4 separate regions of the Homo sapiens genome follow, and regions 1, 3 and 4 are each linked to region 2. A link is a loop called in an ENCODE intact Hi-C map of the cell type or tissue named here. Cell type or tissue: dorsolateral prefrontal cortex. All regions are shown on one strand. Each heading gives the region's core, and the rest is flanking DNA. Links, peaks and the distances in the headings are about the cores only. Region 1 has its middle 18 kb from the start of LINC01213. Region 2 overlaps ANKUB1 (ankyrin repeat and ubiquitin domain containing 1). Region 3 overlaps RNF13 (ring finger protein 13). Region 4 has its middle 54 kb from the start of LINC01213.

Evidence for each region. A loop is a pair of places that touch in the nucleus more often than their neighbours do. Peaks named below come from ENCODE experiments on the same cell type or tissue, not always from the same donor. Only the 100,000 strongest peaks of a DNase experiment are listed, where the experiment ranks them.
Region 1: it touches region 2 in a loop (2.9-fold over the local background); 9 of 110 quality-filtered maps call a loop at or near these places.
Region 3: a loop joins it to region 2, with 2.4 times the contacts of the local background. A loop is called at or near these places in 3 of 110 quality-filtered maps.
Region 4: a loop joins it to region 2, with 5 times the contacts of the local background. A loop is called at or near these places in 14 of 110 quality-filtered maps.

The regions. Positions count from the first base shown.
Region 1 is chr3:150,217,108-150,224,926 of GRCh38, forward strand. No RefSeq gene overlaps it. Among named protein-coding and RNA genes, the nearest start is that of LINC01213, 18 kb to the right of the region's middle. In dorsolateral prefrontal cortex, for the core only: a CTCF peak has its summit at 4,324 (motif pointing left); a DNase peak (open chromatin) is centred at 4,344; H3K4me3 peaks cover 870 bases.
Region 2 is chr3:149,762,348-149,770,166 of GRCh38, forward strand. It overlaps ANKUB1 (ankyrin repeat and ubiquitin domain containing 1), which reads right to left. Exons shown (of 6, transcript NM_001144960.3): 5 at 4,810-5,748. Among named protein-coding and RNA genes, the nearest start is that of COMMD2, 14 kb to the left of the region's middle. In dorsolateral prefrontal cortex, for the core only: CTCF peaks have their summits at 3,603 (motif pointing right), 3,804, 5,527 and 5,726; a DNase peak (open chromatin) is centred at 5,574; H3K4me3 peaks cover 509 bases; H3K27ac peaks cover 2,474 bases.
Region 3 is chr3:149,875,738-149,883,556 of GRCh38, forward strand. The region is part of intron 4 of RNF13 (ring finger protein 13); the gene reads left to right. Among named protein-coding and RNA genes, the nearest start is that of RNF13, 66 kb to the left of the region's middle. In dorsolateral prefrontal cortex, for the core only: CTCF peaks have their summits at 4,326 (motif pointing right) and 4,539; a DNase peak (open chromatin) is centred at 4,354; H3K27ac peaks cover 392 bases.
Region 4 is chr3:150,181,056-150,188,874 of GRCh38, forward strand. No RefSeq gene overlaps it. Among named protein-coding and RNA genes, the nearest start is that of LINC01213, 54 kb to the right of the region's middle. In dorsolateral prefrontal cortex, for the core only: CTCF peaks have their summits at 3,293 and 3,496; a DNase peak (open chromatin) is centred at 3,246; H3K4me3 peaks cover 963 bases; H3K27ac peaks cover 1,179 bases.

The DNA.
Region 1 (7,819 bases), core at 1,795-6,794, 460 kb after region 2:
GTCTCCGGTTCACTACACAAGTCATTACCCCGTGAGGAACGGGTCCGTCACTTAGAAGACAGTGGGATGTGCTAAACTGGAGACTCTCAGGATGGAGAAACAGGGTTTCACTGCTGAAGAGAGGGTGGTGGTCAGGCTGGTGGGGAAGCACATGCCCATGAGGGAGGCAGTATTGGGAGGAGGCCCAGCAAGAGGCCACAGGAGGGAGGCCACAGACAGAGGCACAGTGTTTCTGCCCTGGCAATCCTGTGGGTTACCCAGGCACTAGCTGTCCTCTAGGAGGATTACAGTAGCCACAGGGTTCCAGGAAAGAGGGCAGAAGGAAAGAACCTCTGTGCATACAGATGGTGCCTGTTTTCTGCTGATTTCCCAGTGCCCAGCATGGAATCTGGCATAGTAGGCCTCAATGTAGACGTGTTTAATGGAGGAGTGACTGAGCAAATATGAAGGAGATGCTAGCAAGAATCAAGCAATGATCCTCTCCTAGAGGGATGGGGAAACCAGCTCAGGATCCAGATACAGCCTCAGAGAAAGGGAACAAGTGCAGGTGTTTGGGGAGGTGGGGAGGTGGCTTCTGTGATGGCTAGCAGTGACCGTCGCCTTCTTACATTCATGCCCTTGGGGAATCTCCTCCCTTTGAATATGGTCTGAACTTACCAGCCTGTTTGTAAGAAACGGAGTGTGAGAGAAGTAATGAGATATCACACAAAAGATTAAGTTACACATGTAGCAGCTTTCACCTTGGGGACTTTTTCTTCTCTCTTACTTGCTCACTCTGAGGGAAGCCAGCTGCCATGTGATAAGCTGCCCTATGGAAAGACTCCTGTGGGAAGAGACTAAGGGAAGGCTCCGGCCAAAGCCAGCCAGGGCCTGAGGTCCCCAGTCCAACAGCCCACAAGGAACTAAATCCTACCAACAGCCACAGGAGTGAGCCTAGAAGACAGTCCTCCCCCAATCAAGTCTTCAGATGAGACAGCAGCCCCACTGACCACAGCTTGACTGCAATCTCTTGAGAGTTCTTAAGCCAGAGACACCCAGCTGGGTCACACTTGATTCCTGACCCATAGAAACTATGAGATGGTAAATATCTGCTAATTTTGAGATGCTAAATTCTGGGGTAATATTTACACAGTAGGGGTTTATAAACAAATGAGAGGTATGAAGCTACAGCTGATTGAACATGGAAGCAGCCCACTCACAAAACGAATTTCATGCTGACTCACCAACACACTAAGCCAGTGCTTCTGAAATTCTGCAGAATTCTCCACCTGCAAATATAGAGGAACACATAAGGATGGAAAGATGCAGGTTATTTCAATGTGAGAGCTTTAAAATCCACATGAGTGTCATTCCTTTCAAAGTGGTCACCTTGGCTGAGAGTACATTTATTCTAGTAACACTATTGTTCCAACCACAACTAGAACGACTCTTAGATATTCCAGTGTAAGTAGCAAAGAGGGCGTTGGCAACAATTCAATAGCAACAGATACTGTAAAACAGGAACGCTAAGACATCTTTCTTTTTTCTTTCTTTCTTTCTCTTTCTTTCTTTCTGTTTCTTCCTTCCTTCCTTCCTTTCTTTCTTTCTCTTTCTCTCTCTCTTTTCCTTTTTTTTTTTTTTTTTTTTTTGATGGAGTCTCACTCTGTTGCCCAGGCTGGAGTGCAGTGGCATGATCTCGGCTCACTGCAGCCTTCCACCCACTGGGTTCAAGCGATTCTCCTGCCTCAGCCTCCCGAGTAGCTGGGATTACAGGCACACACCACTAAATCCAGCTGATTTTTGTATTTGAAGAAGAGACAGGGTTTCACCATGTTGGCCAGGCTGCTCTCAAACTCCTGACCTCAAGTGATCCCCCTGCCTCAGCCTGCCAAAGAGCTGGGGTTACAGGCATAAGCCACCACACCTGGCCTAAGACATCCACTTTCTGTAGCTGCGGCTAACCCCAGTGAGCTCCGAGAGAGTGTGGCCCCAGGTACAAAGTCAGTGGAGGGCATCTGATACCTATGGAGCTGTGGCTTCAGATCACCTTCTGCTCTACTCCCTGAGGAGCTAGTTGAGTGTGTGTGAGTGGAGAAGACTCCTTGGGCCTAAACTAGAAGAGAGTTTCCCAGCTATAGACTGTATGCAGCAGTACACATGGGGTGTTCCAATAGATTACTAGTGTACCCCCAATACCCTGATTTCCAAATTCGAAAGCCTGGGGCATTACATGCTGGAGTTGGTTGTTGCATACTGGTGAGTTAAAGGCAGTGAAGGAGGTGTCCCCCAACCCTCAACCTGAGCAGCTTCATAGCTGTAGAGTACAGTACTGCCTGTCTAGATCAGGGATCTAGGCAGTTGCCAGAGGAGTCTGGCACCAGGGACCCAAGGTGTGACCAACAAAGAATGAGGGGACAGAAAACGTCCAGGCTTCCTAATCTCTGTCTTGTATTCCTGGGATACTTCTGGCTATTTGCTGCAAGGCAAGCACTCTGATGGTACATGCTCTTTCTGCAAATTAGAGTCCCTTATTTTGAAATGCTTAACCTGAAAATATTCCATTGGATTCAAAATCCGTTCCCTTATCACAGGAAATGTCAACATTCCCTTTGTCAATGAAACAAGAAGAAAAGTTGAATTCTCTTTTGTTACAATTTCAAATGTAACTTTTTGAATGGTTGTAAAACTGGTCTTAAAATTCGTATCCCCTTCCGATACAAAGTCAGTGATGGTGACTATCAAAACTTTGAAGAACTTATCATTTAAGGGTCTTGAGGAATTGTTACAAATCGTTACAGTTTTACAGTTGTAAAACTTGTCTTAAAATTCATATCCCCTTCTGATACAAAGTCAGTGATGGTGACATACAAATTATGTCCATGGAAGCAAACTCAAGCTTCTCATTAAAAGTGTTAGAAGATTTTCTTTGGAAGTTTCATACAAATTCAATAGTCACCATTATATAGGAAAATATAATGAAAATTTTCTCCAACTCCCCTACAGATGCCTCCAAATATCTTTCAGTTCTAGCTTTTTACACAAATAGTGGCCTTTTCTATGTAATTATGATATGCAAAATGTTGGGAAGGAATGGGAAGGTATAAAAGTTTCACTTCCCCAGGCTGCCCCAGGCATCTCTAACCACATCAGCTGCCTGGGCCCAGGGTAGCTAAGAGGGCATCCAACAGGCAGCTGGGGCGTTCAACCTCTTCTCCCACCAAAAGGACAGCTCCAGCCCCTAACGCCAAGGCCATTTGCCGTTTGTCCCTCACTGCTTCTCCTGGCACCACAGCCTCCAATGGAGGTGGGGAGTCTTCATCTTCTGAGGGTGGATTAATTTCTAGAAGAGCTTTGCATCACTCACAGCTAAATTCAAATGAATAAAACACATTTTAATATAGCTAATAACATTTGGAATCCCGAAGAGGCATGACATAAATTGATTTATTATTATTATTATTTTTTTTCCTAAATGGACTCTGGGGGCAAATTTCCTCAGCCAAATGCTTTGGGTTTGCTTATAAGAGTCCTGTTGGTCCCCGTGGTTTGTAGGAAAAGTGTCAATTAGATTTATGAGAACTAAGATGCTTAATTAAAAACATTCTCATTGCTTTATAGCTGTGCCTCCTCAGATACACAAAACAAGTTCTCTCAATAGAGGCTTCCAAGAGGCAACTAAATCAGTTTTACTATTGTTTCTCATGAAGTTCTAACAATGAAGCTTATGGTTCATTAATGGCATCAGTCACTTAAGGGATTATCTTCATAAGGGAGTAAAAATGGTATCTTAATGGTGTCAGCCAAGAGTCATCACAAAACATCGACATTCCCTGCTATTAATTCACTTCTATTCCATTTCAAGCTAAAGGTAGTGTGCTCAACCCTCAGCAGGCCTGCAAAATTCTTAGGAGAAACAGTAAAGAAGGAACAATGGGGGCAGGGCCCCACCGCAAAGGCAAGGCTGGGAATGCGCTGCCTCTTCCCAGAACTCCAGGGAAACGTCAAGATTTTCCTACTTCTTTGCTCGCTCCTTGTTTGTTTTTTCCAGTTTGTTTAAAATATATGTTTATTCATTCTTAATTATGAAAAAAACATATGCTTGTTCCCCCCCAAATCGGAGCAGTGTAAACGAGGAAAGTCCTCCACCCATTTATTTTTTAATATTAAAGTTAATTAAAATTTGGTCTCCCCTCTGTTTTACTCCATATTTCTGGTTTTCCTCATGCTCTCTGTCTGTCCTGCTCCCGAAGCCTCCTGGTTGTGCACTCGGGCTCTCAGCCCAGATTTCTTTTGTGGGTTCAGTTGAGCCCCGGGGTCTCGGCGGCCGGCGGCTCCCCGCGGCACTGGCTCCCTCTTGTGGCTCTCTGCGGTCACTGCACACCCGCTGAACGGCAGTCTCTTCCAGCGGGCCCCGGCCTGGGGAGAACAAATCCGGGGACAGCGAGAGGGACAATCCCAACGCTGCCAGCAGTCAGTAAAGATTCTCCCTCTAACTCAGAAGCCGGCCCCAGGGAGCATTTCGGGTCTCCTCATACATGTTAGGGCTCCTCTGACCCCTGTCGTTCCTTAGGTTTCTCAGGTGTTCCCTTGCGTGAGGATTTTCAAGAAGCATCAAGAGTGCAGCCTTCAGGGTCCAGGGAGCGGGGGCGAGAGGGACGGAGAAAGTGTGTGTGTGTGTGTGTGTGTGTGTGTGTGTGTGTGTGTGAGATGGGAGTGTCTGTGTATGTGTGTGAGAGAGAGAGATGGGGAGAGTGCCTGTGTGTCCGAGAGAGATGGGAGATTGTGTGTGAGAGAGATAGGAGTGTGTGTGTGTGTGAGAGAGAGAGAGATGGGGAGAGTGCGTGTGTGTGAGAGACAGATGGGGAGAGTGCGTGTGTGTGTATGTGTGTGTGAGAAAGAGATGGGGACAGTGTGTGTAAGACAGACACAGAGAGATGGGGAGAGCGTGTGTGTGAGAGAGAGAAAGAGATGGGGAATGTGTGTGTGACAGAGAGATGGGCAGAGTGACTATGTGTGTGAGTGTGTGTGAGAGAGAGAATGTGTGAGACAGTGTGTGTGTGTGTGTAGTGTGTGTGTGTGTGCATCTGTGTTGGTGTGTGTTGTGTGCAAGTGTACTTGGGAAGAAAAACAAGAAAGAAGAGTTGATAGCGGCTGCCTCACGGCTTCCCAAGTCCTCTGGGGGGATTTAAAAATTCATTTGCTTAACAAACAGACATGAAGCATCCAGAATACGCCAGCACTGGCGATGCCAGAATGAACCAGATATGCTCCTGCTACTAAGGTGCTCCTTTTATAATGAATGGAAGGAGAGCGTTTAGAAATGCTGGCCTAGGAAGCAGCGCTGAATGACAGAGTATCAGAAGCTCTGAGAGTGAATTCCTCCACCGCCACCCAGTATGGTGACCTTTGAGCAGGACACTTCACCTTCCTGAGTCCAATTTTCTCATCTGTAAAATGAAGACAAAAATACTCACCCTCATCTGTCTTCACTGGGCTGTTAGGAGGGTCAGCTAGTCTGATACATGTGAAAGTGCTCTGAAAATCACATGCAAATGCAAACTGATGCTGTATTTTCAATATAATTTGAGGGATCCTACCAAAAAAAAACATACCTCAAAATGACTCTCTTACAGCATGTGACTGCAGTTCTCACCCAAAGAGTCACTCGGTGAGGAGTCTTCTTAACTGGGATAAGGCGTTGTTACCTGGAGAGCACAGTGTTAATCCACAGAAGGTAGTTTGCGGATTAAGCCCTCCATAGGCCACTCCTCCTGGGCAGGAGAGTCTCCTAGCTCTCCAGCTGAAACCCTGCTTCCTGAACATTGCGCTTGCCTAACAGCTCCAGCACCAAGATCGCACGGCCTCTACCCTGTCTCTCTTTCCCTAAGAGATTTTCCAAGCGCTGTCCCCATTTGGGCTGGGTGTGCTCTGGTTGTTTTTTTTTTTTTCACAGCTACTACCACTCGGAGGGGGGAGGGGGTTCAGGGAAGATGATCCTTAGCTCACTCTAAGGATGATACAAGATTATCCTTGTATCTTGTATGGTACAAGATCATAGTGGAGGCTGACAATGCCAGGTCCATATCTCCTTGGCACTCACCTCTGAATACCAATGGTTCCTTACGTGAACACATAATTTTTCTCTGCTGAGGGCTGTTTTGGGCTTCCAGCAAATTAATGCCCCCATGAGCAGCCCTTAAGCAATGACAGATGAGGTGCAGCTGGATAAATACACCAACTTCCTCATCCCTCAGGGCAGTGATTGACTCTGAGGAAGGCTGCCCAGTTCCCCAGTGGGTCTAAGCCCGGGTGCCCCACTTGCCTGAAAACATGCTGTTTATTGGCTTCCTACCTTCTCTGTCTCTACTAATGCTTCCTGGGTCCCCTTGCAAATAAACTACTTGCATTCAAATCCTTGCATTGTGATCTAATTGGAGATGATAACCCAGTCTCAGACAGCTGGGGCTAGAAGTGCTCCTGGGAAGCAGACCCTCGGGATGGGATTGTGGAATTGGATCATTTATCAGCCCAATGGTCACAAGACCCCATAGCTGGTGTTGAGTGGAGTTTTGAAAGATTCTGTAAGATTCTCATCATACTCATTTTGCGGTTGAGTTCTGTAAGATCCTCATATGCAGTGAACTAAGATGGAGTCCTCTGGAAGGAGACACATCAGCTTATGCAATAGCTCTGGCACTTGAGCAATATGGTAGCAAAAGTCTGTAGAGATGGTTAGTTGTCTTTAGCTGTAATTGGAACCGCGAAAGAAGAAAATGACAGGTTCAGATCAGCCAACCATCAACTTAGAACATAGTGTGGATGCCAGAAGGCTTCCAGGGAAGCATTTTAAAAACCTTCATCTCCTGCAGCTGGAAGGCAGATCAGGAAAAAAAAACAGGTTCAGGCCCTCTTTTTCAGAGTGTTCTAGTAACAAAGGAAGTTGAATTCACAGCCCTGGTGTATCTCCTATGGGAAGTGAGGTCCCTGATAAGAAAGATATAGGGCCCTGATACCCAAGATGGGGAGCCTGGGGTGATGTTCCTGAGAACATGAACCCCCAGATTCCCAGGAACCACTGGACTGGCAGAAGTTAGCCCCTCTTAATTGCTAGAGGAGATGATTAGACAAAGACCTCCCCTGAGTCAGGTACCTTCCCAGACAATGTTTGCTGTCCTGAAGATCTGCTCCTGCCTCTCCCCTTTGCTGTAGATCAATTATGGTCAAGTCTCAGTAAGGTTCAGGCAGCGAAGCAGCATCCCTGCAAGGGAGGAAAGCCACAGGACCTGGGTAATAAATACTGGCAGGGACTGGGAGAACATGAATGGGAATGGATCTTGACAGTGTTGAGTCAGGGTTGGCAGGGACAGAAAATAAGGCTGGATAAGGAAGAGCTTAGTGACTGAGGATTAATATCCTGGTAAAAAGCAAAGAGAATTCTCCCTTTACTACAGTAATGAGGCGTCCACTAGTTAGGGAGGCATCAGTGTCCCTGAGAACTTCTGCAGTGGTTCTTTTGCAGGAGATGCTGCCTTAGAATTGGGCTTCATAGTCAATGGGAATGATACCACGCTGGAATACCAAAGTCCAGGTGGAGGCACTGAACCATCAGAGGCAAGGTGGAAGTAATTGTCGTAATGAGAAGCACAGCAGAAAGACAACCCTGAGCCTTGACCTGCGGGGACCCCTCGGGGTGGCTGATAGACCATGGTGTGTCTGCAGGTGAGATCACGGGCAGCCAGTGAGGGCCTGGCTTGACTTATGTCACTGAAAAGATCAAGAGCAAGTGGGCAGAAGGCTGGTGTCAGCTGCTATAATAAAAATCACAATCCCTCACCCAGTT
Region 2 (7,819 bases), core at 963-5,962:
ATCTTCTTCCTAAACTTGTCCCACTTCTGTTTCCTTGTTCTAACACTTCGATTTTGCTATCCTCACCATCTCCAAAGCTAGAAACGAAACTAAATTCCTTCTTTCTCTATTTCCACACCCAGTCAGTGACCAAATTTTGTGGATTATTCCCCAGAAATATCTCTTGTATTTGGCCTTTTCTCTTTTCCCTAACTACTGTTGTTCTAGTCCAGGTCTTTATTTTCTCTTATTTCTCTTTTTGCAGCTTCCTACCTTTACTATAGTCTTTCCACATCTTTCCAACGAGTCTTCCATACATCTCTATCAGATTTGTCTTCAAAAACAAACAAAAACTGATTATGGAACTTACTTCATGAAAAAGAACTTCTATGAGCTTCCCACCTACCTCCTACCCCATGGAAGGGGGAATAAGAAGCAAACTCTTCACTTGGTCACACAAGATGCTTCTTAGTGTAGATGCAGTCTACTTTGCCAGTCTTATCTCCAGCCAGTTCTTCCTTATTGCCTAGGATGACTTTTGCAAATCCACGTACCTTCCTGAAAATTCAATTTCTTGCTTGCTCTTTCACAAAAGTGCCTTTGACCATGTTACTAGCTCTGCCTGGATCCTTTACCTCACCTCTGCCCATGTTGTCTGGCAAAGTCTGGTATTTCTAAAAGGCTTTCACTCAATCTATTAGGAGTAACCCTGTATAAAAGTACCATAGTGTTTCCAACATTTGAACCAGGTCTATGTCTGCCTGATTCAACTTCTTTGTTCTAGATTAACTTCTTGCTTTACCTCAATGGCTGTGTCTTTCTGTGCCCTCTAAACTGAGTTAACCCATCCATGCAGCCCATAAAATTAGGTGTTAAGTCTTAAAGAAATCATTCAGGCACTTTCAGCCTTTCCCTGTATCCCACCAGACTTAGTTTGAAGTCCTCTCCTGTTCTGATGCATATCCTTGCTCTTCCTAGGCTCAGAGCCTATCCTGATTCTCTCCCTGGCATTTGAAACCTGGCTTTTCTGCATTCATTCAAAAACTGTTTACCTTAAGAAAAAGATGCGTATTGAGCACTTACTCTATGGCAAGCACTATTCTATGTGCTGGAGATACAAAAGGTGATTAAAACATACAAGATATGCCTTTTTAAATAAAGAATAAAAACAAAGAGCTGTACTTGTATCCAGAGTACAAGAGCCCAGCAAAGCTCATAACATTTGAGATTATCATCTATTCTCAGTCCACTCAAACTCTCAGCCTTCTGGATCAATCCCTTACATTTGAATCTTTACTTAACTGGACTCCCAGGTCACATAAACCTCTCTGGAATTGGACAATGAGCAATAAGGAAAGCTATTTTCTAGACACACCTTACAGATATTCTTTGACCTGTGTAAAGCCTACTGACGTCTAGGCTGAGGAATGAGACTCTATGTGACCTTCTGGCCTCAGTGACTGTCTACACCAGCCACATTTACTCACCAACCCAAACCCACATTAGCGCTTGATCTGTGTTAACTGCATAATGCCATCTTGGAGTCAACCCTGAGAGGTTTAGTTTTATGAATCTAAAGGTAGGAGTTCCTGAATGACATGTGGTCCAACAAGTACTTTCACATGATGCCAGATGACTTGTCTGCTTTGGGAGACTCCCCTTTCTGTAAAACAGGAACATCTGATGGTCACTTTACCCACCTGATCCCTGGGTCAGCATCATGAAGGATTACATTAGGTTCTTCCCCATTTCCTGGCTATGACACTAGCTTGGTGATGGTGCATGTAGCCATCAAGATAGCGTCCATCCATTCCTCATGTTTGTGTCTTTGTGGTACAAGAGCTGCACTGGTCATTTAGAGGGGTGCTCAGACCACCTGACTGCCTGCCTTGACTGTCTACTTCAGGTAGATGTAAGTGCTTTTGTGACTTCTATGGGGAACTTGAACTCGATCAAGAAGACTGCAGGGTCATGAGATTGTAGATCTCTCCTTCCCTTCCACAGCCCACCAACAAAGGAAGGTGGAACAGATCCTGGGAAAGATTCAGTGGAAAGGGGGCAGAAATGGATGGGAAGTGGAGGGTGTGAATACAGGAAAGAGAAAAATATTGAGAAAAGAGAAATGGAAAGAGGATTTGCTAGGAGTAACACTGCCAGAGTAAATGTGCGGTCAGACTGACCACCACTCCCCCTATGGGTCTCCCTTCTGCATTAATCCCTTCCTTCCTTTCCCTTCCTTCCTTCCCTCCCTCCCTCCCTCCCTCCCTTCCTTCCTCCCTCCCTCCCTCCTCTCCTCCCTTCCTCCCTTCCTCTCTCTTTCTTTCTTTCCTTCCTTCTTTCTTTCTTTTTCTTTCCTTCCTTCCTTCTTTCTTCCTCTCTTTCTCTCTTTCCTTCCTTCCTTATTTTCTTTCCTTCTTTCCTCTCTCTCTTTCCTTCACAGAATAACACTTTAACAAAATGTTTTCTCTAGAAATTTCTTTCTTGACCTTGAAATTGCCACTCATTAATAATTCCAATCCTTATGAAATGTAGCTACAAAAAAAAAAGCACACTGGTAGTCTCTTTTAAAAAGTGTTTTGAAATGTTTACTAAAGCTAAACATAAATTTATCCTATGACCCGGCAATTCTATTCCTTGGTATAGAGTCAAGAGAAGTGAACGCAGATGTCCACCAAAACTCATATGCAAGAACAATCATGCATTTTTATTCAAAGTAGCCCCTAAATTAGAAACAATTTAAATGTCCATCAGTAGGAAAATAGATAAATAAATTAGGATATGGAATACTGCATACAAATGGAATGCTACATAGAAATAAGAACAATCAATACATGCAAAAACACTGATGAATCTTATAGGCAATGTGTTGAACAAAAAAAGCAAAATATCAAAGGTATATGCCATATGTGCCCTTTATATGAAGTTCAAGAACAGGCTAAAGTAATCTTCGGTGATAGAGATGAGAATAATAGTTACATCCGGGAAGGATCATGACTGGCAAGGGGCATGAAGGAAATTTTGGGGGGTGCTGGAAATAGTTTGCATCTGATCTGAGTAGTGCTTGTATGAAAACATAAAAATTCAACAAGCCATATATGTGAGATTAGTGGTCCTTATGGATTTTACTATATATTTCATAACTCATTTCCTCCCCAAGAAAGCACTGTATACAACAACAGACACTGTCAGCTTTTCTTATCTAAAACCACACACACACACATGCACACACACACACACACACACCTTAAAAACAGATGCTTTTTCATGCACATTTCCATTCTGCTGGGCACAGCACTGGGCTATAGTAAACACTTACTGAATGTTTGAAAAATAAACTCATTTTTAGCATGTATCTGTTGATAAAACAAATCAATATTTCCTTTCTTGTTTACAGCCTTATTTTAAGAGGGACTATGTAGTTTTTTCAATTAATAATTTTCCTAGTATATTTCTAGAATTTTTGGTGATCTCTTTTTATACATTCTAGTCAGAGATATCTCACAAATTACAAAGATTGAGACTATTAAGCTATTAAGTGTCTTCCTCTATTGTCAACCTCACTCTGTTGGATATTGAATTTTGAGTTTTACAGCCCAAATTACTCTCACCACAAGGTGGCAACAACCTAACTGAAATAAAGTTGAGCTGAGCTAAAGACCAGTACAGAAAAGCAAGTAGAACAATCTAGCCTTGTTTTTTCTTTACTTCTCATTATATTGAGTAAAGGGAAAAGTCGCTTGTAAATCTATATTTCTAACTGTAAAATTTGCATCAAATAATACCTCATAAGTAATGGATGGGATCTGAGCTCTAATCAGAGAGTTGTGTACCTTAAACATCTAATTCCGATACACTTTCTTATCTCTTTAGATGTGCTAAGGATTACCTTTTAACTCACTGTAAATATTAATGTCAATTCTAGCACCCTGTCCAATACAGATCTCACCCCATATGTGTATCTTGCCTAGTCAGTCAATTCAAGTCTTTAATCATTCAATTTGTCATTAATGTGTTCCTTTCTTTCTTCCCATTTTCATTACCATTTAGTTTTCTATGACACTTTTTATGTCTCCCTCCCATATTTCAGTTTTCTCTCTTTCCCCTCTAATTACAATTAATGTTTTATTAGCTTTAGAAGAAGAAGAGGAAGACAAAGAAGTGGAAGAGGAGGAAAAAGAAGAAGCATTAGCAGGCTAGGCACAGTGGTTCATGCCTGTAATCCCAGCACTTTGGGAGGCCAAGGTGGGAGGATCGCTTGAGCCCAGGAGTTTGAGACCAACCTGGGCAACATGGTGAGTCCTCATCTCTACAGAAAAAAAAAATCAATCAGATATAGTGGCATGTGCCTGTAGTCCCAGCTACTTGGAAGGCTGAGATGGGAGAATTGCTTGAGCCTAGGAATTCAAGAATGCAATGAGCTGTGATAGCACCACTGCACTCCAGCCTGAGCAACAGAACGAGACCCTGTCTCAAACAAAAAGAAAAAAGAAAAGCAGCAGCAGCAGCAGCAGCAGCAGCAGCAGCAGCAGCAGCAGCAGCAGCAGCAGCAGCAGCAAGGGACCTTGAGAATTGATACAATTCTTTCTACTGTGTTTCTTTCCCTCCTGAAAGTTTGAGGAGTAAAGTACTGCACAGATTGGATTGGCCAATAATATTAATTCATTTTGTCCTAGTGATGAGGCTAAGATGAGGTCCTTGAAGCTGGGTATTGATGCACTGGAACAACTTGTATTACTTTCAGTGGCATAGTAGGGCATTATGGACCATTCCTTATCCTGGACCTGCCTTATAAAAGCTTTGCTGTTTGTATGTTTAAGGGGAGAACATTACCTTGCCACAGCTAAGCAGTAGATTGCGTTCTCCCATGGAGTCTTCCCACTGTGCTCTAAGAAAGATGAGAAGGAGGACTTCAGTAAAAAGTCAGCACTGGGTGTTGCATAGAAAAACGATGGATGTGAATATCCCACTCTTGAAACTGGAGGGAGGGGGACTTGGGGAAGATATGTGTTTTTTATGAGCTTTTCTTTTTTCCTAGCTGTGGCAGTAATTTTTTTCTGATTTTGTTGTTGATGTTTTTGTAATTCAGAGAATGAACTTGCATTCACCAGTGGATGAAATTTGAGGGCTTGTTTTCTTGTGTCCGGCTGTGAAATTGCCAAAGGATTGACAGGTTTGCTGCTTGCAGTTTGTTTGCTGAGAGATGGTAGCTTGAGCACGATGCTTTGTGAGTCGCTGTTCCCAGCCTTATGCCAGCTCTTGGAGGTCATTTTTGGTTTGGTGAAACCATCCACCATCACAGTGTCTCCAACTTTTGCCCCAAAGACCCTTGCTCCACAAAACTGGCTTTTATGAAGACTGTGACTCTGAGCTCTGAGGATCCATTGTTTTATTTTAATATAAATCCTCATTGGGACTGAAATTTTTGGAAAAGAAACTGTGGACCACATTTTACTGAGCAAATATAATACACAGTCTTTATGCTTGTGTTTGAACACAATGGTCAGGGGAGTTTGTCCTGCTGCATTTTTGCATTCCAGGCACAGCACACTGTAGTTGACAAAGGCCTTCAGAATCAACAGTTGGCCTGCTTCTGCGGCTGCATGAATGGGGCATTTAGAGACATCTGCATGAAGGGCTTCATGGCACCATGCTCGATAGGGGTGAACACCGACTGCCTCGTGGGGCCGCGCACCCTGCTTCAGGGCCCATTCAGTGAGTTCAATGTACCCACAAAAAGCAGCAATGTACAGGGCTACCCTTTTCTGATACCTAAATGAGTGAAACAAGTGGGGAGGGGGTGTTTAGAAAATCAGCAAACAGACAAATGTAGTTACACTAAATGCTCATGAAATATTCTAGTTGAATGTTTATTTCTTCTTAACTTTTACCTTAAAATATTTTTAGAAAAGGCATATAGTGACATACAGGTTAAACTGCACAAGTCCTGCTTATACACATTATCCTACTATGCACGTGTAAATAGTTTCCTTGAAGTGGTCATCTTTCTTATAAAAATTAAATCCTCGAAAAATATCATGCATGGGGAAATACAAGGAGCTTTTAAGTCTGATCATGTACATTCTCTGAGCTATTAGATTTTATTTAAAGATGAAGTCAAGTATAGATGGTCAAGCACATGAACACTAGAGTTAAATTGTTACAATTCAATACCCAGTTCTGCCCTTGCTATTTGTGTGACATGGGGCAGGTTTTCTTCCTCCATCCCCCCTCCCCAGACAGAGTCTTGCTCTGTTGCTCAGGCTGGAGTGCAGTGATGCAATCTTGGCTCACTGCAACCTCCACCTCCCGAGTTGAAGCAATTATCCTGCCTCAGCCTCCTCAGTAGTTGGGATTACAGGTGCGAGCCACCACACCTGGCTAATTTTTGTATTTTTTGTAGAAACAGGAATTTCGCTACGTTGGCCACGCTGGTGTCGAACTCCTGACCTCAAGTGATCTGCCCACCTTGGCCTCCCAAAGTAATGGGATTACAGGTGTGAACCACTGTGCCCAGCCAACATGGGGCAGGTTTTCTGATCTTAGTTTCCTCATGTGTAAAATAAGATTAAAAAGTGTCCGCCTCATCAAATTGTTACAAGCATAAAATGAGGTAATAAATATAACACAGTGTCTGCCGTAAAGTATTAAATAAATATACACTATTAAAAGTAACAAAGCAACACAGCTATTTCTTTGGATGCAGAACATGGAAAAAGAAATATCACTACCCCACAATAGAAATTAGTATAAAATATTAGAATATTTTATAAAATTGTAAAATCTGCTCTTCTAATCCATCACTTCACAGAGCCTCAGACCTCCTGGTGTGTTGGCTTCTGCAAAACATGATTAAATCACCCATGAGGGGGCACTTTTCTAAAGTACTATTAAACCTACAGATTAGTGCAATTTATGTATTTGAGAAGCTGATGGCTGTATTAACACATTAAAATGACCGCCTGCCTCTCTGAACCAACCCTCCTCCTGCCCCAGCTATACCCGTTACACTTTATGTATAGCAAAAGTGTGAATGCTGGTAATAAATGCAGTTTGAAAAATTACATGTGAGCTTAGGAAGACGTGGCCAATGTTTTCAGCCAATTAACAAGTGTTTTCTTAAAGAATAACTGAATGTGAAATTGGCAAGATACAGACGTCCTTTGACTTATTATAGAGTTACGTCTTGATAAAAACCATCATACGCTGAAAGTATCATAAGTCTAAAATGCATTTAATACACCTAATCTACTGAACATCAAATCTTAGTCTAGCCTACCTTAATTAGCATACAGTTGGGCAAAATCATCTAACACAAAGCCTATATTATAATGTACTGTTGAATATATCCTATAATTTATTGAATGCTGTACTGAAAATGAAAAAGAATTGTTTTATGGGCACTGGAAGTTTGGTTTCTACTGAATTAATATCACTTTTACACCATTGTAAGTTGAAAAATCTAAGTTGAACCATCATAAGTTGTGGACTGTCTGTATTTATTCTGATAGTCTTTAAAAATGTTGCTGAAAGTCTCATATCTAAACCAAATCGAAGTCACCCATTTAATCACCATTTAATGACCTTTGAACAACATGAGTTTGAACTGTCAGGGTTCAGTTTGGGGATTTTCTTCCACCTCTGCCACACCTGAGACAGCAAGACAAACCCCTTCTCCTCTTTCTCCCCCTCAGCCTTATTCAACCTGAAGATTGAAGACCTTTATAATGATCCACATCCACTTAATGACTAGGAAATATATTTTCTTTTCCTTATGATTTTCTTAATATTTTCTTTTCTGTAGCTTACTTTATTGTAAGAATATGGTATATAATACATATAC
Region 3 (7,819 bases), core at 1,714-6,713, 110 kb after region 2:
CCAGTAAGAAGAACTATTGATTACATGTCAGGTACTTATTCTAAAAGTAATCACTTACACTGTTTTACAAAAACTGTATCCTCTGAAAAATACAGCTCTTTAGAGGAAAAGCGAAACAGTGCTATTTTGTCTTTGTATGATGCTGTTCTTTACTGTGACAAAAATTGACTTTGAAGCATTTTGAGGGAGATATTTCTCAAAAGGCTTGAATTGGCATCCCAGTGAGAAATACGACTTTAAAAAAAATCTGTAAAAATACCTAGTAATTGAAAGGCCATTAAAATAATCACTTAACATTGAACTTTCAGAGCTATACAATTTTCTGTGTATATAACTGAATAAAGACAAGTTATAAAAAAATCTGTCCATTGTCATTTCAGTACCAGATGCTTTCATTACTTGGGTATAATGGTAAGTCACCAATTTCTTTGAGTAGCCAATTTACTGTATTTTAGCTGGACTTTAGCAAAGGCTGGTAAACAGAAATGGTGCAACATATGCACTTTATTCAGCAGTGTGTGCTGAATCTTATTCTATCTTATGTGTGAATGAGTATTTTTGAAAAATGCAGCTGCAAAGCCATCTAGGCCAGTTACCAAGACTGAAAGGACTTAGATATTATTCTCCCTTCCCACACCCCCTTTTTTGTGGGCATGAATGGAGGTACATTTGGATTGTAGATGATAAGGAATATGTTGGGTCTCTTCAGAGCTATTTTCTGCTGTAATGTGGCTTTTATAAAACTTAACTGGGATACAGATACAAAACTTAACTGGGATACTTTACCTGACTTCTGCCTCTCTCTCAAGTCTCATCTCTACTTTGCCACTCCTCCCACCTCGTAAGAATTTACAAGTCCCCATATGTGCTGAGCAGTCTCTCCCACTCTGTCTTAGTTTCTGTCATGTCCTCCATCTGGCATGTCCTCCTTCTACTTGTCTGTCTGGCCAATCTGACTTTATTTTAAATCTGAGATAAACTGTGTCCTGTCTGAAACCTTCCCTGATTTTCTTCAAGGTAGAAGTCATCATATCTTTTTTTTTTTTTTTTTTTTTTTTGAGATGGAGTTTTGCTCTTGTTGCCCAGGCTGGAGTGCAGTAGCACGGTCTTGGCTCACTGCAACCTCTGCCTCCCGGGTTCAAGCAATTCTCTTGCCTCAGCCTCCTGAGTAGCTGGGATTACAGGTGCGTGCCACCACGCCCCACTAATTTTTTGTGTTTTTAGTAGAGATGGTATTTCATCATGTTGGCCAGGCTAGTCTTGAACTCCTGGCCTCAGGTGATCCACCCGCCTCGGCCTCTCAAAGTGCAGGGATTACAGGCGTGAGCCACCACACCCGGCCCGTATCTTTTATATACTATTTAATCCCACATCAGTCTCTGTTTCTCTCTGTGAGAGAAAAATATCATGTTTTAGATTCTGTAGTGCTAGTGCCTAATGCATTATATGGCATTGGTAGATGAATAATAAATATTTGCAAAGTGATTTACTTTAAAAACCTTAAGGGCTTATAATAAAATGTGAATAGATTAGAGCCTAAACAGTATCACTGGAACTTTCCATTTGCTTCATGTTCATTTCACTTAATGCTTTTGGCATTATTTCTAAGCCTAGATATTTATTTATCCCACAGATATTTTTCTCTAGTTCTCAATGTTTATAGAATTTTTTTAAATTACCATAAACATTTTTGGGATTATTTGATCATATCATAATAACTCTTTTTCTTTCTGTCTTTTTTTTTTTTTTTTTTTTGGTGATTTTTTTGTTATCTCAGAAAGTAGCCCTCTAGTTTTCCTTTCTAGACTTACCTTTCATTACATTATCCCCTTTCAGGCCTTCAGTCAAACACATTACTTGTCCCCAGAACATACTCTGCACTACTATTTCAGTAGTAGTAAGCAAGTAGATACGACCTTAAGTAGAAATTAAACTCTGCAAATTACCTGAAAGTCATTTAATATCATTTAATTTTTCATAATGTATATATTTCTATAAAGTGATGTATAACATTTGTTATTAATCTACTTCAGAATCATGTTTAAAAGATTCCACTAAAGGAGCATATTCAAGGATATTCGATGGATGGAAACAGTTCTATCCATATATAGTTCAATCAAACAGCTTTGTGCTGCTAATTCATTCATTCATTTGTTCATTCATTTCTTCCACCCTTTAATTGGTAAATATACTTGCATTTTCATGATTAGGTTTCTTTATACACAAATTTATTCAATATTAAAATAACAAAGCAAAATTCCCTTCTTTTACCAGGAAGGTAATCTTTCATGAAAGAAAAAAGCTGAAAAATATTAATTTACATGTGCTTTATTCTAATCTAATGAAGCAGTGTAATGCCAGTAACTTTATTTATGTATCTATTCCCCAAACATTCTTTTGCTTCAGAATTTTTACATAGGTATCCTTTAATCACAGACATCAGAATGCTAGACCATATACTTTTCAAGAGACTTACTGCTTTATTTTGGACTCAAGCAATAAAATGTATTAAAATCAAGATATTCAGATTACTCAGATATACTATAAATGAACGATGTCTAGGTAAGGAGGAAAGATGGGATCGAAAGAAAGAGAGAAAGATAGTTTTTATCACTGAACTATAATATTAATGAGAGTTAAAATGTCATAAGAGCCTGATACTCTCTTCTGAGGAGTAGCTCTTCTCAACATGGCCTGCAGTAGTCCTAAAATAATGTGCAGGAAAGAACAATGTTGAAATGGAATGTAATATTGGCAGGATTGCTTGCTATAATTCTGGATCTTATTTCAATAATTGATTATTCGATACTGCAAAGTTCCCAGGAATTTTTATCCAATAGATAAAATTAATGATTTACATTCACAATCTGAATCCTCAGATCTATTGCTCCATTCTCATCTGCATTGTTTTGATCACTTGAGAAAGAGATTCTACTTCTTAATTTCTTCTTATTTCTTTGGACTCAAAAAGATGATCATAGCTAGGTTTTGAGAATTATCTCTATTCTCTATGTCTCTCATTAATTTATTTCATTTTCTTCCCTTATAGAATAAGTACTTTTTCTCCTCTATTAGACATCTGGGTGGGGAGAAAGGGTATTTTGTGTCCAGGCTGATGGTTAATTTACTGTTCCTTTGTGGCTATGCTGAAGGAAGAGAAAATCAGTTCTCCAGAGAACTTTTCCATTTTGCACTTGGAAAGGTTTAGAAGCAGAGTTAGAGTGTGTTTTCTTTAGGGAATCTTTAGAAGGTAGACATTAAAGTGAAGGTCTAGTTGTGTCACATTTCTAGAACTGCAAAAACCCAATTTATAACTAGAAGTTTGAAGAGGCCAGGCTCCAGAACCATCCAGTATCTGTATTATGCTATTTTCTTTTTCGTTTTGACTTTTCACCTTTTTGTGTTTTGAAAGATGGAAGACACAGTAAAAGTATCTATAATGTGTATATGTGCAATTTAAATAATAGTAAAATGAATTTCTGTGTACTCAATACTTAGTTTAAGAGAGACCTGTTACTTTCTAATGTATCACTTTAATCAGACTTCATTAAAGACCTTGTTATCAGGTAATTTTTTTTTTTTTTTTTTGAGACAGGGTCTTATACTGTTGCCTGGGCTGGAGTGCAGTGGCATGAACATGGCTCACTGCAGCCTTGACCTCCTGGGGCTCAGGCGATCCTTCCACCTCAGCCTCCCAAGTAGCTAGGACTATATGCACACTCCACCATGCCTGGCTAATTTGTTTTGTTTTGTTGAGAGGGGGTCTTGTTATGTTGCTCAGACTGGTCTCAAACTCCTGGGCTCAAGTGATCCTTTTACCTTGGCCTTCCAAAGTGCTGAGATTACAGATGTGAACCATTGCATCTGGCCTGGTAATTCTTTATCTTCAAGATTTTATTCCATCTACAGATTATATTAAATGAGCTGATCTTCATAATGAGAAAGCTCTATATTTGCACTAATTTTACATTGATTTCAAATGTTTTAAATAAAGTGATGTTAAGTATACCATAAAGTGACTGCTCATTAAAGTTACTCATTTTTTATCTTGTGTTTATAATAGCTTGCAAAGGGAAAGTCTCTTTGTAAGGCCAGAACAAATTCTAGCAATACTGTGTATTTTCTAATTCTTTCTTTTTGCTACATTATACTGTTTTCATTACCTCTAGCCTGATCCTAACCTAAAAAACCCATGGATATGTCTTTTCTAATTTCAGATTCTTGGGAGTAGAGCTTATGTTTTATGCAGTTCTGTGTACTGAGCTTTTAGTACAGTGCCTACAATACCAGAAACAATTAACAGGCAGTAATGGAGGAGTATACTCAGAGATCTGTCGCTGGGTGGCGCTGAACATCAAAATTCTTACTGTAATTGCTCCATCACAGTTACTTTTCAAGTGCAATGGAAGTTCCTGTGTTACTTGTGAAATTCCTAGTAAGCTGATTTTAAGTACAGAAAGTTATCCTCTTGTTGCACAGAAAGTTATTCTAAAGCCTTTATTTTCAGTGGTGGGTGGGCTGAAATGGGGCCTCTGCTATGTTAGGATGAGAAATCATTAAGATTTGATTGGAATATGAATCCTATCAGTGTCTAAAAAATATGAACTTAGATCAGATCCTTTATTTTAAATATCTACTTTAATATACATAGGTAACTAGAGAATATTTATGAATAGCTTTTTTAGATTTAAATTGCAATTCTGACAAATATTTAGGCAGCTTTTAACTAGTATAGTTTATTTTAACTGGTGTGGTTCATTACAAAGTAAAGATTTTTTTAAAGCAGTTTTAACTTAAGCATAACTTACAAGTTTTAACTTATAGCAAGCATAACTACACATAAAGGTTATTCAGATTTTCTTAATGTCACTGGGAAAAAAAGACGAATGTAATTTAACTTTTAAATTAATTTTAATTTTATGTTATTCATTTTATTATCTTTAGTACTAATCATGTTCCAGCTACAGTATTAAGCTTCATAATACTGGAAATAGCCACATTCAAAGACCTATAAGCTAATGACTTTGATTTTTTGATGGGATGTTGCAGAACATGATTGTTGCAACATGGAACAATCATGTTGAAAGGCATCAATCTTTTTTCTGATTGCCAACAACCTATGGAATATTAAAAACTATCTATATGAGTGAGTTTCAAACTTTTTTGACTGCAACCCACCCACAGTAAGAAGTTTATTTTTACTTGTTCCCTAGTTTGTATACAGCACACAGTCTGACAATAAAATTTCATGGAATAGTACTTACCTACACTACCTATACGATAATAACTTGGTATATGAAATTTCTTTTTATTAAAAAATAAAATTCACTTGGGTTCACTAAATGACTTTACTGCCTGGTAATGGATCATGACCTATAGTTTGAAAAATGCAGATTTAGGCCAATCTTTTCTGTGTAGCAGTGAAAACTGGCAGGGACACTAAGAAGTATGCTTTTTGCCTAAGCACTTCTAAGTTCAAAAATTGCTTTTTATTTGTAATTTTAGTAGTAAATTGTGTCTCCCAGTATTTAAAATTGCTTGTCCATATGCCATAGATTGACTTTAAAATGATGCCATTGGAAAAAATAACAAAAGATCTTTGTTTTTTTTTGAGATAGAGTCTTGCTCTGTTGCCCAGGCTGGAATACAGTGGCTTGCTCGCAGCTCACTGCAACCTCCACCTTCCAGGTTCAAATGATTCTCCTGCCCTAGCCTCCTGAGTAGCTGATATTACAGGCACCCACCACCAGGCCTGGCTAATTTTCATATTTTTAGTAGAGATGGGGTTTCACCACGTTGTCCAGGCTGGCCTCGAACCCCTGACCTCAAGTGATCCACCCACCTCGGCCTTCCAAAGTGTTGGGATTACAGGTGTGAGCTACTGCACCCGGCCAACATAAGATCTTTAATAATTTAAGTTCCAAGCGTTTTGGCTTCTGTTTTTTGGTATACTGTACTTGAAACAAATAAGTATGGCTTTTTGTATAACACAAGATTTTACTAGCCCTACCAAAAATGTTTTCTAATGAAATAAATAAATTCAGCTTACCTCTAAGCTTAACATGTACAGTGGTAATATGCCACTTAGCAAAAGGTCAACTTTCCCAGAACATAGCCTCAGAGAAGAGAAGGAAACATGCCTTTGTACCACCATTATGAATGTTGCTAAGCTTCAGCGTTAAAACCATGTACTTTTCCTGGCAGTTTTTCTCAGAATTCTTATGCACTTAATTTTTTTTAAAGAATAGAATTCTTATCGGGTTTAGTTCTTTTTTTTTCTCTGCCACAGAGAAGGATATACAGATGGAGGAAGTCCAGAATAACTATTAGTAGAGTACCAGTGGTAAGCACAGAGAGAGGAAGTAACATATGACACTTAACATTAAGGAGAAAAACTATAGTCTGTTGAAGCATGTTCATGATGATCTCGAGTAACTGGAAAAGGTCAAGTCACATTTGGTGAAAAGGTGGGGAAAATGCAACATATCACAAAAATTTTTATCCAAAATGACTAAAGTAAAATTTCCTGTGTGCTTTCGTGGAGGGTGGGTGGGGGAGGGGGTAGGAAGGAACTAACCAACAGATACGAGGAAATTTTATTTTTTTGACTTATATATTGCTGGATAGGGCTGGATAATCAGTTACCTTAGTTGCAGTTTACTTTAAACAACTATTTATATGAGAGATATTTTTCTAGGCTTGAGATATACATAAACAAAAAAGATTGTTCTTAAGGAACATTAAAGCCTGGTACTTAAAATGCTCTAAATGTTATTTTGTCAGATCTCTGTTTTTCAAGGTGAAAACAGGCTTAGTTTTCTAGTAATTAATGTTTATACCAAGAAGCATGAAAACAGATCTTTTGTTAATTTTTAAAGTAATACTCTGAAACATGAATTTTCACAAATTTTGCTTACTAGTATTGTGCTATGCACTTACCTTTACTAAGTGCAGGATGATTTTGTTTTTATTTTCAATTTGAGACCATGATGAAATTAGTCCATATTTATATCATGTTTTTAATGAGCCATGGTAGTTGAAAATTAATCTATTTAAAGTTAAGTATGTGAAGCTGGCCTGATTAAAATGTATCAGGTTGTCACAGTACTCAGCTGGATATTTAAAAAATAATGCCCTCAAGACAAAAGCTTGTGGTTCATGTTACAACAAAGATGAAAATACAGGTATACTTCTGAAGTTAATCCATTGTTAGTAACTACCAAGTGTTTTTTCTTAAACAGTTTTAAAATAAGCCCCATATTTTATGTCTTATACATTCTCTCTCTGTACAACAGCAGCATTCTCCTACATGTAGTTACCACACTTAAGAAATTTAATATTGATAAATATTATCTAATAATATAAACTACATGTTTAAATTTCCTAATTGTGTCCAAAATATCTCTTATAGTTGTTTTCTTTTTAACCATTTCAGGATCCAATCATGAATCCCAGACTAAACATATTCAGCTTAGTTGTCATGTCTCCTTTAATCTACAACAGCTCTTGATTCTTTTTTTCCTACTTTGTGCATTTCTGTGTTTCAGTTTAATAATTTCTATTCCTTTGTCTTCACATTTACTGATCCTTTATTCTACAATGTCTATAATCTTTTAAGCCCACCTAGTGAACTTTTCATATTGTATCTCTTTTATCTAGGAGTTTCACTTGGATCTTTAAAATGTGTGTGTATGTGTGTGTGTATGTATCATCCATTTCTCTGAGCCTTATGTTTATATTCTCCTTCAAATCCTTGAACGTAATTTATAATTTTATGTCTTTATATTACATGTAAATGTATTCTTATAATAATAAATTA
Region 4 (7,819 bases), core at 992-5,991, 420 kb after region 2:
TAGCGGTTTCTTCCTCACAGTGGCTGGAAGATGGGGAAAGTGACTAAGGAGACGGTACATCCGCTTCTTTTTTTTTTTTTTTTTTTTTTTTGAGACCGAGTCTCCCTCTGTCGCCCAGGCTGGACGGCAGTGGCGCGATCTCAGCTCACTACAACCTCCGCCCCCTGGGTTTAAGTGATTCTTCCGCCTCCCGGGTTCAAGCGATTCTTCCGCCTCCCGGGTTCAAGCGATTCTTCCGCCTCCTGGGTTCAAGCGATTCTTCCGCCTCCTGGGTTCAAGCGATTCTTCCGCCTCCTGGGTTCAAGCGATTCTTCCGCCTCCTGGGTTCAAGCGATTCTTCCGCCTCCTGGGTTCAAGCGATTCTTCCGCCTCCTGGGTTCAAGCGATTCTTCCGCCTCCTGGGTTCAAGCGATTCTTCCGCCTCCTGGGTTCAAGCGATTCTTCCGCCTCCTGGGTTCAAGCGATTCTTCCGCCTCCTGGGTTCAAGCGATTCTTCCGCCTCAGCCTCCCGAGTAGCTGGGACTACAGGCATGCGCCACCATGCCCGGCTACTTTTTGTATTTTTTGTAGAGACGGGGTTTCGCCATGTTGGCCAGGCTGGTCTCAAACTCCTGGCCTCAGATGATCCGCCCGCCTCGGCCTTCCAAAGTGCTGGGATTACAGGCGCGAGCCACCGTGTCCATCCACATCTGCTTCATAACCCTGTGGGTTTTTACAGAACTCTTCTGCTCACATTCCGTTGGTAAGAATCAGTCACATCGCCCAACTAGCCATAAGTGGGTATATGGATAGGGTAGGCTGGGAAATGTAGCCCCTGGCTGAGCAGGGGGAATCAGGATTCTTTTGAGCCCTGAGGACTCCTGAGACTGCGACAGTGCATTCATGAAGAGGCGTCAGAAACAGAGAGACAGAGTCTTGGCCAAGGACAGAAAGACTAGAGTCAAGAAACAGGTCAATGTATAGATGCGCCCCCCTACAAATAAATGAACTTTTTCAGGGATAGGAAAGGTGTTAAGTGGGGTGCAAGTCTGAGAGAAAGGGAAACATTTGGGCGGCTTATACGGGATGGAGAGAGGCCTCATGCTTAAAACAATAAAAAATGATGCTAGAAAAAGGTAAGAAGTCCGACGACGTGAGACTAATCTCCAGATGAAAATTTGCTTTCAGGGGTGTGACAAACATAGCTATTTGACTGCAAAAACCCATGTTCTTCCTAGCCAGTCAGCGGCTACATTTCCCAACCTCATCAACCTTTACGCATATATGGGCCAATTAATTGGTTCGCCCAATAAAATGTGAGCAGAAGAGCTTTGTAAATGGCCAAGTGGGTAAGAAGCAGATGTATTTCCCAGTCTCTTTCCCTAACTGCCCGCTACTGAGAGGACGAAGAGGAAGAGGAACCACAAGGTGGAAGGGGCCTGGGCCTCTGAACGTTCACATGGAAGGCCATACAATGTGTCTTGGACTCTGATGTGAATAGAAAATAAACCTTATTAAATCTCTGAGATTATAGGTGTATCTGTTTCAGCAGCTAGTTTTACTTAACACATGTGAAAGGCCAGAGGAGGCTTATGGGGAGCAAAGGAAATTCAAGAATCTAAATGATGACTCTTTTCAACTCCTCCCACCTATGAATACAGATCTTAGGCTAATAAATACAGACACCCCACCTACGTCTTAGGCAATCATCAAGGCAAGGTTAAAGAAAGTTTCCCTGTCTCTCGCCACTTCTACACTTAGCCTTAGGCTCCATACTTTTAGTGGTTTATTTATCTACCTCAAGGTCTCCATCTGTCATCTTTTAAATCACTTTTATTCTAGCTAAAAATGTTGGAGGATAGGAAGGACACTGGGTATTTATTCTAACTATTTTGGGGGACAGAAAGGTAAAGTAACAGAATCAGATAAACTGGTGAACATCTTAGTTGTAAAGAAAAGGGGGCGCTATTATAAGAAAACACTGTTCTATCTCTGAACTTTAGGTTTTCTAAGGGAGACTGCTCTGTAGTTTGGCTAGTACATTGATGGGTTTTAGATGGGCAAACCTGGGCTCAGAGAAGGATCTAGGAAGAGTTGAATTGAGTTATTCAGCATAAAAGTATGAAAAGAGTTGAAAAAAGGAAAAGAGATGAAAAGAGAGAGGTGACAGCAAGACTCTGAGATGCCAGAGGGGTCCACGGGATGGGGCATTATGGATGGTCTCAGTGATGGGGATGGAGACGAGACTGTTAAATCCAGGAAACATGAATGTTGAGCGTTAGACTGTCTGGTCACCTCTATGTAGCTCCCGCTGTCTACCCAAATTTTCAGTGGAGGTTTTCACATCAAAGACACCTTCTATGGGAGGTTTTTCAGGGGCACCTAAGGAAGGGCTACAGTTCCACAGACAAGTTGACAAACTGTGGAATGCAGACAGCATATACAGGCAGGAGAAGACCCATAAACAAAATGGATCCAGATGGAGCTTGGAATCACAGGACCATTCACTCCACAAACATTGAGCACCCAATATGTGCCTAGGACTATTCCAGAGCATGAGGACCATGCCTGGAACTAGATAGACAAAGTCCATGGGAACTCACAATCTAATGGAGTGACAGACAATAAATAACTGAACAGATAAATACATGAGAAAAATAAAGCAGAGGATATGGTGATGAATGGAGGCTCTGCTTGAGAATGAATGGTTGCCTTGCAGAGGCAACACTGAAGCCGAGACTATTCTCATTAGGAATTTACTATCAGCTTTGTGGGGGTGGAGGTGTAGGTTGGTCAGGAGCAGAGTGACCCCAGTACATGTGGATTACAGACCAATCATTTACTCATTTCTCCTGCTAATTCTCTTCCTTTTCCCTACGATGATGTAATGTTATTTTTTCAGTAAACAATAAAAAATGTATTGAGTCCTTCTTTGTATGCTAGGGGGAGATAGTTGCTACTCAGAAGGTTATAATCAAGGTTGTCGCTGAAGTGGGAGTTCATGGATTCCGCTTCCCTCCCGTCTCTAAGGAAAAGGCAGTGAACTGTAGGTTCGAAATCATTTGATCTCACGCTTGCCTAGAAGCAGAAGAATGAAGCTGACTAGAACACCCCTTAAGCCTCTTAGCTGTCCTGAGGGAAAGGAGCACTGCACCCTCCCCCAGAGTAAAGACATCGCGAATTAATTCCTGGGTGGTGGACGGCGACGTCCTTGTCCTGCGGGAAGTGCAAGGGCACCCGCTCAGGGTTGTGAGAAACTGCGGGGCCCACGCTGCTGGCGAGAGTCAAGAAGGAACGAAAAGAAGGAGCTCCATCTAGCGTTGTTACGAAACAAGACCAGCGGCATCCTGAACAGTTAGCTCCTTTCTGAAGGGCGAGTACCAAATGAAAAACGCACCTTATCTTCCGCCTAAAAATTTTACCGAAAAAGCCAGAGCCGCTGGGCTGTGGGAATTTAGCGCACAGTACAAGCCTGACATCACCTTTGTCTGGGAATGAACCCAGGAACGGAAAGAAGACTAAATTATCTTAAGGTCTTGCTTATCAGTAACTACACATGAAATGTTTCCTCCTAGGACAGGAGCGCAGGCTTCTTTGTTGTTATAAAATCATGATCTGGGGACTTGACAACGTCCAGAGCAATCTGGGGAGGCCCATAAATGGGATCCTGTATATTATGACTTTGGGGACATTTGTGCAAGTATTTGTAATTGATGGGTCATAGGGTTCACATACCTTCAACTTCAGTAAACAATGACTAACTGCTTTCCAAGGGAAATATAACAGTTTACACTCTCATCAAGACTATGAGGGTTCCCTTTGCTCCTTATCATCTGCAAAAGTTAGTATTGTCAGCCAGTTTCATTTTTGTCATTCTGATGGGTGGGGTCAGGATACTTCATGGTGTTTTAGTTGGCATTTTCTTAGTTACTAGTGAAGTCAAGCACTTCCCATATGTTTCTTGTCTATGTAGATATCCTCTTTTGAGAATTATTTATTCAAGTCTGTTGGCCAATTTCCCAAGGTCTGCCTTTTTCTTAGTTATTTGTACTTATTCTTTATATATTCTGGTTAAGAGGCCTTTATTAGTTACATATGTTGAGATATAGTCCTTCAGTCAAGGCTTGTTTTTCATTTGTTTAATTGGTGTCTCTTTAGGAACAGAGGTTCTTAATTTTTATGAAACTCAATTTATAACTCTTATGATTTTTGTTTTGTATCTTATTTAAAAAATATTTCCCTACCCTGAGGGAAGACATTGTCCTATATTACCTCTCAAATCTTTATTGTTTTGCATTTTGCATTTAGGCCTAGTCTCCTGGAATTGACATTTTATTAGACAGAAGGTAGTGGTCAAGTTTTATTTTTCCTATTTGGGTTTCCAATTGTCCCAGGTTTATTTGTTGGAAAGACACTCCTCTTCCCACTGTTCTACAGTACCACCCTTGTCATCAATCGTGTTCATTTGTGTGTGAGTTTGAGAATGATCTACTCTGTTCCATTGTTCTACCTTGCCTGAATATAAAACTGTCCAAGTAACCTACAGATTCAATGCAATCCCTATCAAGATTCCAGTGTCATTTTTCATAGAAATAGAAAAAAATACTAAACTTCATATGGAACCACAAAAACCTGAATAGCAGAGGCAATTATGAGCAAAAAGAACAAAGCTGGAGGCACTACACTATCTGATTTCAAACCATACTAAAAAGCTACAATAACTAAAACAGCATGGTACTGGCAAAAAACTAGACACATAGACTAATGGAGCAGAATAGAGAGCCCAGAAATTATCTCTCACATCTACGGTCAATTGATTTTTGGCAAAGGTGCCAAGAATTCACAATGGAGAAAGCCTAGTCTCTTCAATAAATGGTGTTTAGAAAACTGAATATCCACATGCAGAAGAATGAAATCGGACCCTTATCTCACACCATATACAAAAAGTCACCTCAAATGGATTAAAGACTTAAAAGTAAGACCAGAAACTGTAAAACTCCTAGAAGAAAACATAGGGGAAAACCTACATGACATTAATCTGGTCAATGAGTTTTTCATTTAACCCCAAAAGCATAGGCAGCAATAGCAAAAATAGACAAATGGGATTGCATCAAACTAAAAAGCTCTGCACAGCAAAGGAAATAACCTACAGATTGAGAGAAAATATTTGCAAGCCATACATCTGATAAAAGGTTAATATCCAAAATATTTAAGAAACTTGGACAACTCCACAGCAAGAAAAAAACAGTTAAAAAATTGGGAAACAACTTATATACATAACTCTCAAAAGAAAACATACAAATAGCTAACAGATACATGAAAAAATGTTCAACATTACTAAATCATTAGAGAAATACAAATTAAAACCTCAGATCTCACACCCGTCAGCATGGCTATTATAAAAAAGACAAAGGGTAAGTTGGCAAGGATGTGGAGAAAAGGGAACATTTGTACACTATTAGTGGGAATGTAAATTAGTACAGCCATTATTGATAACTGTATGGAGGTTTCTCAAAAAACTAAAAATGGAATTACTGTATGACCCAGCAATGTCACCTATAGGTATTTACCCAAAAGATTTGTCAAAGAGATGTCTAGACTCCCATTTATTGTAGCACTATTATGTAGCACAAGTTATGGAGGCAACCTAAGTGTCCATCAACAGGTGAATGAATATAGAAAATGCGGTATATATAAATAATAGACTACTACTCAGCCTTTAAGAAGAAGAAAATTGTGGAATCTAAACAATCAAATTCATAGAAGCAGAGAGTAGAATGGTGGATGGGGGGGTGGGGCAAATGGGGAGATGATGGTCAAAGGAAACAAAACCTCAGTTAGATGAGAGGAGTAAGGTTTTTAAAATATCAATTGCACAGCATGGTGAATAGAATTAATAATAGTATACATAATTAATACTATTATTAATACTATTTATAATAGTATAAAAATAGTACATTTTTAAATTGCTAAAAGTAAATTTCAAAAGTTCTCACCACAAAAAGTTTAAAGTATTTGAGGTGATGGATATGTTAATTAGCTTTATTTTTATTTTTTTCCACATTGTATTTATAAATCAAAACATCACTTGGTGCCCCATAAATACATACAATTAGAAACTATCAATTTATAATAAAATAAAAACATATCAAACTGTCCTAATTACTAGAACCAATACATCTTCATATCCTGGAGAGCAAGTCCTCTCATTTGTTTTTCAAGAGTATCTTGGCCATCCTTAAACCTTTGTATTTTCATATAAAATTTAGAATCACAGGTTTGCATTAAATCTGTAGACTACAGGAGAAAAATTATCATCTTTATAATATTAAGTATACAATATATGAATATCGCATGTCTTTCTATTTATATAAGTCTTTAATTTCTCTCAATAATGCTTCATGATTTTCACATAGGGGTCTTGGACATCTTTTGTCAGATTTATTTCTAGGTATTTTATATTTTATGCTTCTGTAAATATTTTTAATAGAATACTTTTAGAGCAATTTTACATTCATAGCAAAATTGAGTGGAAGGTGCAGAGATGTCCTACATACCCCTACTCCCTGCCCCCAACCTTCCCAACTATCAACATCCCCCACCAGAATGCTATTTTTTATAATTGATGAGCCTACATTGATATATCATTACAACCCAAAATCCATACATTAGGGTTCACTCTTGGTATTGTATATTCTAAGGGTTTTGACAATTGTATAATGACATGTATCCACTGTTATAGTATCATACAGAGTATTTTCACTTACTTAAAAACCTCTGTGCTCCACCTATTCACCACTCCTTCCCCTGTAATCCCTGGCAACCATTGATCCTTTTACTGTTGACATAATTTTGCCTTTTCCAGAATGTTCTACAGTTGGAATCATACAGATCAGCTTCTTTAACTTAACAATATGCATTTAAGATTCCTTCATGTCTTTTTATGGTTTAAGTCATTTCTGTTTAGCGCTGAATAATATTCCATCATCTGGATGTACCACAGTTTATCCATTAACTTACTGAGAGACATCTTGGTTGCTTCCAAGTTTTAGCAATTATGAATAAAGCTGCTATAAACATTTGTGTGCAGGTTTTTGTGTAGGCATAAGGTTTCAACTCCTTTGGGTAAATACCAAGGAATGCAATTGCTGGATCATATGGTAAGAGTATGTTTAGTTTTGTAAGAAGCTGCCAAATTGTCTTCCAATGTGGCTGTACCATTCTGAATTACCACCAGCAATAAATGAAAATTCCTGTTGCTCCACATTCTCACCAGCATTTGGTGTTGTCAGTGTTTTGGATTTAGGCCATTCTAACTGCATGTGGTGGTATCTCATTGTTTTAATTTGTATTCTCTGTGACTTATGATGTTGAGCATCTTCTAATATGCTAGTTTGGCATCTGTATACCTTTGGTGAAATGTCTGTTCAAGTCTTTTGCCCATTTTTATTCAGGCTGTTTGTTTTCTTATTGTTGAATTTAAGAGTTATTCATGTATTTTGGATAACAACTTTTTCTCAGATTAGTCTTTAGCAAATGTTCTCTTCCAGTCTGTGGCTTGTCTTCTCATCTCTTGACAGTGTCTTTCTTTTGCAGAGCAGACATTTTTAATTTCAATGAGATCAAGCTTATCAATTATCCCTTTATGGATTGTGCCTTTGGTGTTATATGTAAAAAATCATTACTATGCCCAAGGTTATCTAGATATTTCCCTATGTTATCTTCTAGGAGGCTTATAGTTTTGCAGTTTACATTTAGGTCTGTGATCCATTTGGAGTTAATTTTTATGAAGGGTGAAAGGTCTGTGTCTAGATTTTTTTTTGCCTGTGGATGTGCAAAT